Regions from separate parts of the Homo sapiens genome. Here region 2 is linked to region 1. Evidence: chromatin loops called from intact Hi-C (ENCODE). Cell type or tissue: mesothelial cell of epicardium. All regions are shown on one strand. Each heading gives the region's core, and the rest is flanking DNA. Links, peaks and the distances in the headings are about the cores only.

What was found. Peaks named below come from ENCODE experiments on the same cell type or tissue, not always from the same donor. Only the 100,000 strongest peaks of a DNase experiment are listed, where the experiment ranks them.
Region 2: it touches region 1 in a loop (9-fold over the local background); 1 of 110 quality-filtered maps calls a loop at or near these places.

The regions. Positions count from the first base shown.
Region 1 is chr10:100,722,337-100,726,716 of GRCh38, reverse strand. No RefSeq gene overlaps it. Among named protein-coding and RNA genes, the nearest start is that of PAX2, 21 kb to the left of the region's middle. In mesothelial cell of epicardium, for the core only: no CTCF peak of the experiment used is centred there; DNase peaks (open chromatin) are centred at 1,534, 2,226, 2,366 and 2,666.
Region 2 is chr10:100,784,816-100,789,195 of GRCh38, reverse strand. All of the region lies in intron 5 of PAX2 (paired box 2), which reads right to left. Among named protein-coding and RNA genes, the nearest start is that of PAX2, 41 kb to the right of the region's middle. RefSeq lists enhancers at 189-1,092, 858-2,363. In mesothelial cell of epicardium, for the core only: no CTCF peak of the experiment used is centred there; no DNase peak of the experiment used is centred there.

The DNA.
Region 1 (4,380 bases), core at 282-4,281:
CCTTTGCCACCTACTGCCTCCCTAACCTACACTCTTTAAGCATATGCTATATTAGATACTCCTAGTCCCCAGAGAGAAGTCAGAGGGCAAGAAACCATTTTGTCTGGCTGAGAGGACTCTTTAAGGACATCAGTTGGTGAAACACAGGAGCCCCCCACCCCCTGCCTTCCAGATCCTCATGCCAGTCCTCTTTCACTCCCTCCATACTCTGCTATTTTCTCTGCCCAGGGCCTCTAAATCAGATAACTCAGATCTGACTGCTGCAGGCAGACTAGCCAAGACTGTGAGGCTGCAGGGCCTCCCAGCCCTCACTCAGCCCTTCAGGAAGCTCTAGGGCCCCCACCCCAAGAAGTGTTTTTTGTGTTGAGAGATTGATTTTTCCCAGTCAGGCCTTGCCCCTCTCCAAGATGCCCTCAGGCCCTCCCAGCTTCCAGGCCTGCAGCGTCACTATGGGTGTCTCCTCTCCATGCCCTGTCCCAGCTGGGCTTAGCCTCTGATCAGGCCTAAGTGGGCCCTGATCCTCAACACCAGCCACAGCAAGAATTCCCTAGACAGATCCTGATGGGCCACATGCAGGCCTGACCTGGGTTGTCCCATACAGATCCTCCATGAGACTGGCCAAGGTCCCTGGGAACTGCAGAGCACAGAGGACCCTGCCCATGAGCCCATCCTGTCTACAAGCTCCTGTGTCCACACAACAGGCACTGTGGCCAGCCTCAGAAGTGACCTCACTGTGGCCAGAGCTGCCCCCATCCCATATCCTAGAACTGCCCTGTAGTTCTTCCTTCTTATTTTTTTTTATTTTTATTTTTTTGAGATAGAGTCTCGCTTTGTTGCCTAGAGTGCAGTGACACAATCTCAGCTCACTGCAACCTCCACATCCCTGGTTCAAGTGATTCTCCTGCCTCAGCCCCTGGAGTAGCTGGGATTACAGGCCTGCACCACCACACCTGGCTAATTTTTGTATTTTTAGTAGAGATGGGGTTTCACCATGTTGACCAGGCTGGTCTCCAACTCCTGACCTCAGGTGATCTGCCCACCTCAGCCTTCCAAAGTACTGGGAGTACAGGTGTGAACCACTGCACCTGGCCAGTTCTTCCCTTCTCTAGGCCTGCAATGGTCTTTCTTTTCTCTCCTTGGGCAGGAGTTGTCTTTGCCAGAAGATAGAAGTTGAAGTTCTGAAATGATTCAGTTCTGTGGAGACCAGAATTAGTAGGAATGAAAATATGTGTGTTGGGGGAGGAGAGTCCAGGGCTTGTTTTTGAAGGGTCTCATTTTTTACTGGAATGTAAGCATTTCCTCACCAAGTAAGACTGAATGGCCTCTTGAGATGACCTTTGAATTCTTTAAAAGAGTCACCGTAGCTCAGCAGATACTACTCTCAAAGTGCTAGTATCATGGAGCCAAACCATTGACGCACTCCTTTTGGAGGTCTGCCTTCCTAGCTTGCAGTCCAAGCTTTTGAAAACCCTCCCTCTAAGACGGACAGGGTGTCAGGCCATAGGCCAAGGCATTCAGAGCAGACACTGGGGGTGGAGGTGACTGGATGCATGTAAATCAGAGAGAAGCGCTTTCTGTCTTGCCGCCCCTCCCTGGCTCTTCCTGTCAAGGAAAAGTGTTGTGTGTATGGGGGAGGGGGAGGGGTGGGGAACAGGGTACCCTTGAAGTACATTTATACCTTCCCAAGGACAAGTTGCTTCTCTAAGTCTTAGTTTCCTCATCTGAGAAGTGGGAAGCCTCATCCCTTCTGCATGGAGAAAGTAAAGCCTCAGAGCTCCCAGCACAGTTCCTGGCACACAGTAAGGGCCTCATAAGCGTCATTGTCATGATCATGCCTTTCAAGCAGCCCGCACTTGCGCCAGTCCCAGGCTCGGGGTTCACGGCAATCCTCGACACCTGTGGGAGTTGGGAGCTGGGGGTGGGGGTGGGGTGCGCTTTCTCTAGCAGAGCTGTTCCTCACCGGCCTACAGCTGCGGGCCTGGGGCTGGGGACCTGCTCGCCTACCCCGGCGCGGAGCCTGATGCTCGGCTGCGCAGGCGAGCCGGCCAGGGAGGGACGTTGGACGGCCGGGTCGGAGACTGGCAGGGGTGAGGAGAGCCGGATGGGCGCAGAGGGACCATGCCGCCCGCAGCCCAAGTGGGAAGCGAGCCTGGTCGCCGCCGCCGCGGAGCCCGCCGGGCTTGGAGCCGCCCCGGGGCCCCGCGCGTCCTCCGCACTCCGAGCGCCGCTAGCCCGCGGCCCGCCAAGCCCCGCCCGCCGAGCTCGGGCGCTCGATTAATAATCATAAACCCCCCGCTCACCCTCCTCTTAAAATTAATAACTCTGTAATTAGAGTCATTTCAGAAGCCTCCTGAGCCGCCGAGGCCGGCCGGGCCGGCGTCCGCCCCGCGCAGTGGGCAGGAGGGAGGAGGAGGCCGGGCGCGGCGGCCGCGGCATCTGCAGGTACAGAATGAGAATTAAAATCGCTCTCAACAATCCAATACACTTTTTATCAGCCATCTATCTGAAAGCCGGGCCCATTCATCATCCAAGGCATTCTCCCTGAAAACAAGACCCATTCAGATTTTATACAAATTATCATATTTATCATCGTCTCCAACTCCGGAGTAACATCTCCGCAAAGTGTCTGCGGTCTCCCCGGGGAGCCGCGCAGCTCGGAGCGCCCGAGCGCCCGCCCGGCAATTCCCCCATCGAGCCCCCTCCCCTCGTCCCTTCCTCCCCGCCCCGCCCCCCACCTCGCGGGCCTCCTCTCTGGCCTTTGATCCACCGGCTCTGCTTCCCCCTCCGCTCTTCCCCACTCCCCCCTCCAACTTCCCATCAATCTCTCTCCTGCACTCTTTTCTCTCTCTCTCTCCCTCTCATCTCTCCCTCGCCTTTGATCTACTCTTGCTTCTTCCCCCTTCCCCCTCAGTTTTCTCTCTCTCTCCAGGTTTGGGTCTCCCTTCCTTCCCTATCTTTGTCTCCAGCTCTGCTTGTTTCTCTGGGTCTTTGCTGTCTTCCCACGGCCTCATCTTCTATTTCCCTGGCAGAACCAAAAAACCAGAGGCGCTATTTGGGACAGAGCAGCTTGAGCCTCCCCTCATGGACTGGGGAGGTGTTCCAAAGTGGGGTTCCCCAGGATCATTGGAGGGGTCACTTTGGGCCCAGTCCAAGAGTCTGAGGAAATTAAGTGGGGCCACAGGAGAGATGTGTACGTGCCCATCGCACACTACAGCTCACTGCCCTCAACACACCACACAGGCTCCCCATATACACAGTCACCTCACACCACACTCGCACCACACACACAACCCCTAATACACATGCAGCCCCCAACACACACAGCCCTTGATACAGGTTACCCCACAGCTCCCTAATCATACTCATGCAGCCCTCCTCATAGACACACAGCCCCCCTCAACACGGCACACAACCCACAATATGTACACAGTTCCCTACCACACACATAGCCCCCCAATATGTACAGACACACATAGGTGCAGGAAGATACATACATTCCCAACACACAGGTGTGCACATCTACAAACCGACCTCTCCTGTCCTCATATCTGGATTATCCACCCCATTCCCCTCAATCTCCATTTACTTCTCCTGCATTTCTCTTTCTCTTTCAGCACACACATACCCTTCAGATGAGAACATGCCAGGCACCACAGCTCCTGGAACAACTTGTGGCTTGAGTTTCCCTGGAACCAGCAAGATCTCAGCTGTCCCATCCAGCTCCTGGAAGAGCCCTCCTTGCTCTGCCCTGACCTTCAGAGGTCAATGAGGCTTCCCTAGGACAGGCCTGCAGACACTAGGACATTTCAGAAGGGGCTTTTATTCAGACTCTAAGGAGGGAATACCTCACAAAAAGGGATAACAGGGATGTTCAGAACACAGGTTCCTGACTCCAACAACCATCCATAAGTGACTGCTTCCTTTCTAGGCCTCAGTCCTGGGGGTGACCCTGCTGGCTTCCCTGGGAGCATCCAGTCTCCAATATTTTTTATTTTTATTTTTTTGAGCCGGGCCTCGCTCTGTCACCCAGGCTGGAGTGCAATGGTGCGATCTCAGCTCACTGCAACCTCCGCCTCCCGGATTCAAGTGATTCTTCTGCCTCGGCCTTCTGAGTAGCTGGGACTACAGGCACGTGCCATCACACATCACACCTGGCTAATTTTTAGTAGAGGGGTTTCATCATATTGGCCAGGCTGGTCTCAAACTCCTGACCTCGTGATTCACCCACCTCGGCCTCCCAAAGTGCTGGGATTACAGGCGTGAGCCACCGCACCCGGCCAGTCTCCAACGTTATACTGAAGTCCCCTTCGACTTCATCCCCCCACTTTCCCCAAAAAGGCTGCCTCAGTGGGCTACTGTGGAGGAGCCTATATTTGTGTC
Region 2 (4,380 bases), core at 150-4,149, 63 kb before region 1:
GGCAGAGGTTGCAGTGAGCTGAGATCTTGCCATTGCTCTCCAGCTTGGGCAACAAGAGTGAAACTTCATCCAAAAAAAAGAGAGAGAGAGAAGCAAAAACTCTGCTCAGCTGCCCCCTACCAACATAAATGCCTTCTTACAGTGCTGAACCAGGGTCTGGGAGGAGAGCAAAAGCAGAGAGAGGCCCTGCAATTCCCTACCCACGATGTAAGCTCACTTTAGAAACCTGGGAGCACACTCCTTCTCCCCGTCTTCTCTAGCAAAAGAGTCGGATGGCTGGGTGTGCATGTGTGTGTGTCGGTGTGCATGTATGTGTGTCGGGGGGGGTGTGTGTGCATGCAAGAATTAGGTGGTAAACAGACATAATTGTATCCAAGTGCTGGGTTTTTGTTTACCCAATATGGTGCAACCTCGCCAAGTCTCCTGGGCCCTCCTCAGCCTCTCTCCAAGCTCCTTCAGGCTGAATCCCATCCCACTAAAATAGTGTGTACTCAGCAAAACTTCTCCAAGCTCTTCCCAAGCAGGGAGCACTCAGATCCCTCTCTGGTTCTGCCAGCCCCCTGCATCTGGACCAAAATGCCGCTGAGAGACTCAGGCCCTGTCTCCTTCCTCTGCCCCCAGCCATACCCAGCCCTCACTCAGTTCAGAGCAAGCCCACCAAGGAGCGCTCACCCACCGACTTCCCCCATCAGCCTCAGCCAACATGGCAGGCTGCACCCGAGTGCCCAGGGCCTGGGAAGCCAGGCAGTGGCAGCCTCTGGTCTTCCTCGGGGTCCTCCTTGCCTGCCTTTACTGACCCCAGCCCTCCTCCCACTGCCCCTCCAGAAGGAGAGCCGGGAAGAGAGCTTGGTGACCAGGGCACGCCTGGTTTACATTAATGAGATACACCGAGTGTAATCCAGCCATGGAGGCAGCCTACAAAAGGAGGCGATCGCGGGCGGCCAGGAGCAGAGCTGCTCAGGTAATTGGTTTATCTATCTGGAAGCAGGGGGAGCAATCTCAGCACAGACTAGCAGTAAAGTCTCTTCCTTAAGGCTATTTCCTTTGTCTTTTCAATTGCTTGCACATCCATGTGAGAGAGGGAGAGAGTGTTAAAGAGAGAGGGAGAGGGAGAAATGTTAATTTGTGAATTAATGGCTTTTCTCAGCGGAATTGTAAATTCAAATGTCACCTCACACGGTGACACCACGGCTGGTCTGCTGAAGAAGCAATGATAAGATCCCCCACCTCCCTCGGTGCCCCTCCCTCCCCAAAGATAGCTGTGGAGTGGAACATGCTACTTTTAATTTGCAATAACAACACAACAGAGGTATGCAGTAATGACTGCCTTCTTCCACCCTCCTGGCTTCCTTCCCCCATAGTCCAGTGGCTCCCCCATTTCCTCGCTCCTCACACCTTTCTCAAACAACACCTCACTTTGCCCTGGGTGCCCCCCACCCAACCCCAGCCAGTGCCCGATCACATGAGGGGGTGCCTTTGGAATTGACGATGCTGCAACCCTCTCTTCTCCTTCAATAATCAGGGAATTAATGACCCTGAAGTTAAAGTGAGGCTGATACCGAGGCCCTGCCCAGCGTTGGGAAAAAGCCTTCATTGTTTTCAAGCAGGAGGCGGGCAGCAGTGAGGAAGATTCATGGATGGAGATTGAATATGCAATTTTCTTTCACCTTGCCAAGAGCTGCCCCTGGGCTGTGCCTGGCCTAAATTTTTCCTTTTACCATCTCTGCCTTATCCGGCCCTCCCACCTCCCTTCCATTCTTTCCAGAAAATTACCTTCAAAATTGATTTCCACTTTTACAAACAAATATAATGGGAACACAGGAAAAAACTTGGGCTGTGATGAATTAGGGCTGTCAGGTGCTTCCAGGTCTCCTTTGCTTTTGTTTTACTACCCGATCTGCTCTTTGTTTTTCCAAGGGCTAGAAAAAGTGACCCCCCATCCACTGAGTGCCTGACCCTCCAGGCCACCGGGGCCTCAGCTCCCAAACCCCATCAGTGGCCCATGGCGGAAGTAATCCAGGCCCTGAGACTCTGTTAGCCTCCAGGTCTCCCAGTGGAAGCCTGAGCCAACTCCTCCTTTTCCATGCTCTGGCCCTTAGGAACCCACTCTCTGAATGTTCTCTAACCGCCACCCCCAAGCTATTTCCCTTGACCCCCACGCCATGTTCCCTCTGGCCCTCATACCTCTTAAAGTCCAGACCAGATGCAAACCTCCACCTCCTCTAATGTGGGCAGGATCAGTGTATACCTCAACTAGAGCAAATAAGAGACAGACAAACACTGAGAGATCCCGAAAGACAGGCAGGCAGAAGATTGGGGGCAGGATCCCAAGATCGGGAGACCAGACTCCCCTTCTAAGGGCTACAAGGGTTCTGAGCTGCAATTCCCTCACAGCCTGGCTGTAAGGGCCTTAGTCTCCCTAGTCTTGGGCCCTAGGCCACCCCTGGAGGCAGGCTCAGGACAGCCCCTCCCTTTATCAGCAGAAGGTAGGGTGATGCCTGTGCCCAGGACCATGGGCGCTCAACACACTGAGGCCTGGCTTAGAGCTCTCCCCGCTCACACAGTCACACCCGGCACTCTCTCCAAGCACGCACACTACCCAGGTAACTGCACACCTTCCCAGTGCATGACATTCCCATCCCCTTATACCCAAAGACCTCAGAGCGGTAGAACACATGCATACTCACACTTGCATAAACTGTGTAAAAAATTACATTTGGGTTTATAAAACAAACATACATTTTCCAAGGTAAAGAAATAAACTTGCATGTGGGAGCAGTAATGTCCACAGATGAATAGAGGGAGAGATGCCCACATGTTAGAAAAAGAAGAGGATCTTATGTTTATTTATTTATACACACCTAAAATGCCTGTGGAGGCTGAAAGATGACATGTGGCCCAAGTGGGTAACCACAGAGTAAATGAACAGATAGAAATGGACAAACGTTCTCCCAATCCCGGGTGTGAGGACGACAGCTTTCCTCCACTGCGCTGGTCCCATCCGGGTTAGCTAATCCCAGCATCCACTAAAGGCTGCCCTAGTTACAAGGAGCTGCACCAAGGTTAGGGCGCCTATGCCCAAATAAATTTCTTTCTAACACAACTTCATTTCCTCATGAAACATAAACCTGCCAATTAGGCTTTCTTTCCCAGATACACAAGGATGCGTCTCCAAGATGAAGTCAGCTCAACACTAAATTCACGACCTCATGGAATCCTCTCCACAGCCCCCAGGAAGGAAGTGCCATTACCATCTTCATTTTACAGAGGAGAAGATTGAGCTGATGAAGGTTAGGTGACTTGCCCAACTAGTGAGGGGCACCAGGATTCAGACCCTGCTGTGCTCACTCCAGAGGCCACATTCATTCCCACTGAGCCCCACTGCCCATCCATGCCCTGCTCTAGGGATGGCATGCTCACTCCTACCCTGTGCCTTCCTTCCTGGTGGGAGTCTTTGCAACCTTCTGCTGCCTCAAGCCAGGCTCGTAGACAAGGGCAGGTGCTTCTCATTTCCACGGCTTAATCCCCTCATTTGCTCCAAGTCTAACCTGAGCAACACTCTTGGGGACCTCTAGGATGGTAGCTAACTAAGGAAATAAACTGCTTCTTCCATTTATGGCTTCATCCAAAGCAGAAGGGAGCTATTAAAGGCAGTGACAGGACTCGGCCATCTGCAGCCATGCAACCTGCCCTGCCTGCAAACGCACAACTGCACCAGCTTGGCACCACTCAATGGCACAATTCATTGTACACCTAATGAATGGAATGCAAAATCATGGCCCCCTGCAATCTCACACCTCAAAGGATGATCCCAACACACCTCCCTCACACAGACCAGCAGATTCTCACCATATGACTTCATTTGGATTCTTGGACAAGTTGTGTAACTGCCCTGCGCTTCAATACCATCACCGATGAACAGCAATGTTTTGGGCCCCAGCCGAAAGCAACTGGGTAAAGGCGAAGGACTTCCAGTTTTCAGCCTGATTGTAGATAGGGAAATACAAGAATCTCTCTCCTCCAGCCACATAAACCAGCTCACACAGTGTTCAGGGAATTGGCATCCCTTCAAAGGGCCCAGGGAATCCAGCACTAACATGCCCACCCATAATTACAGCTAAGAAGTGAGGATTTTTGAATGATATGAATGGGGATTCTACCTTCTCGGACTGATGGACAGCCTGTCTTCTGGGTGCTTCAGAACATAACTTCCTCATCTATCTGGACTGTCTACCTGTCTCATTCTGGGAGCTCCTGGGCTCTTGGGATGAGGGTCAAAGCCTCTTGACCAGCACATTTCTCAAGGGAAAGTCAGGGGGTGTTTTCCATACTCTCAAAGGCCAAGGCATGGGAAGGGGTCTCAAACAGGCTCACAGTCAC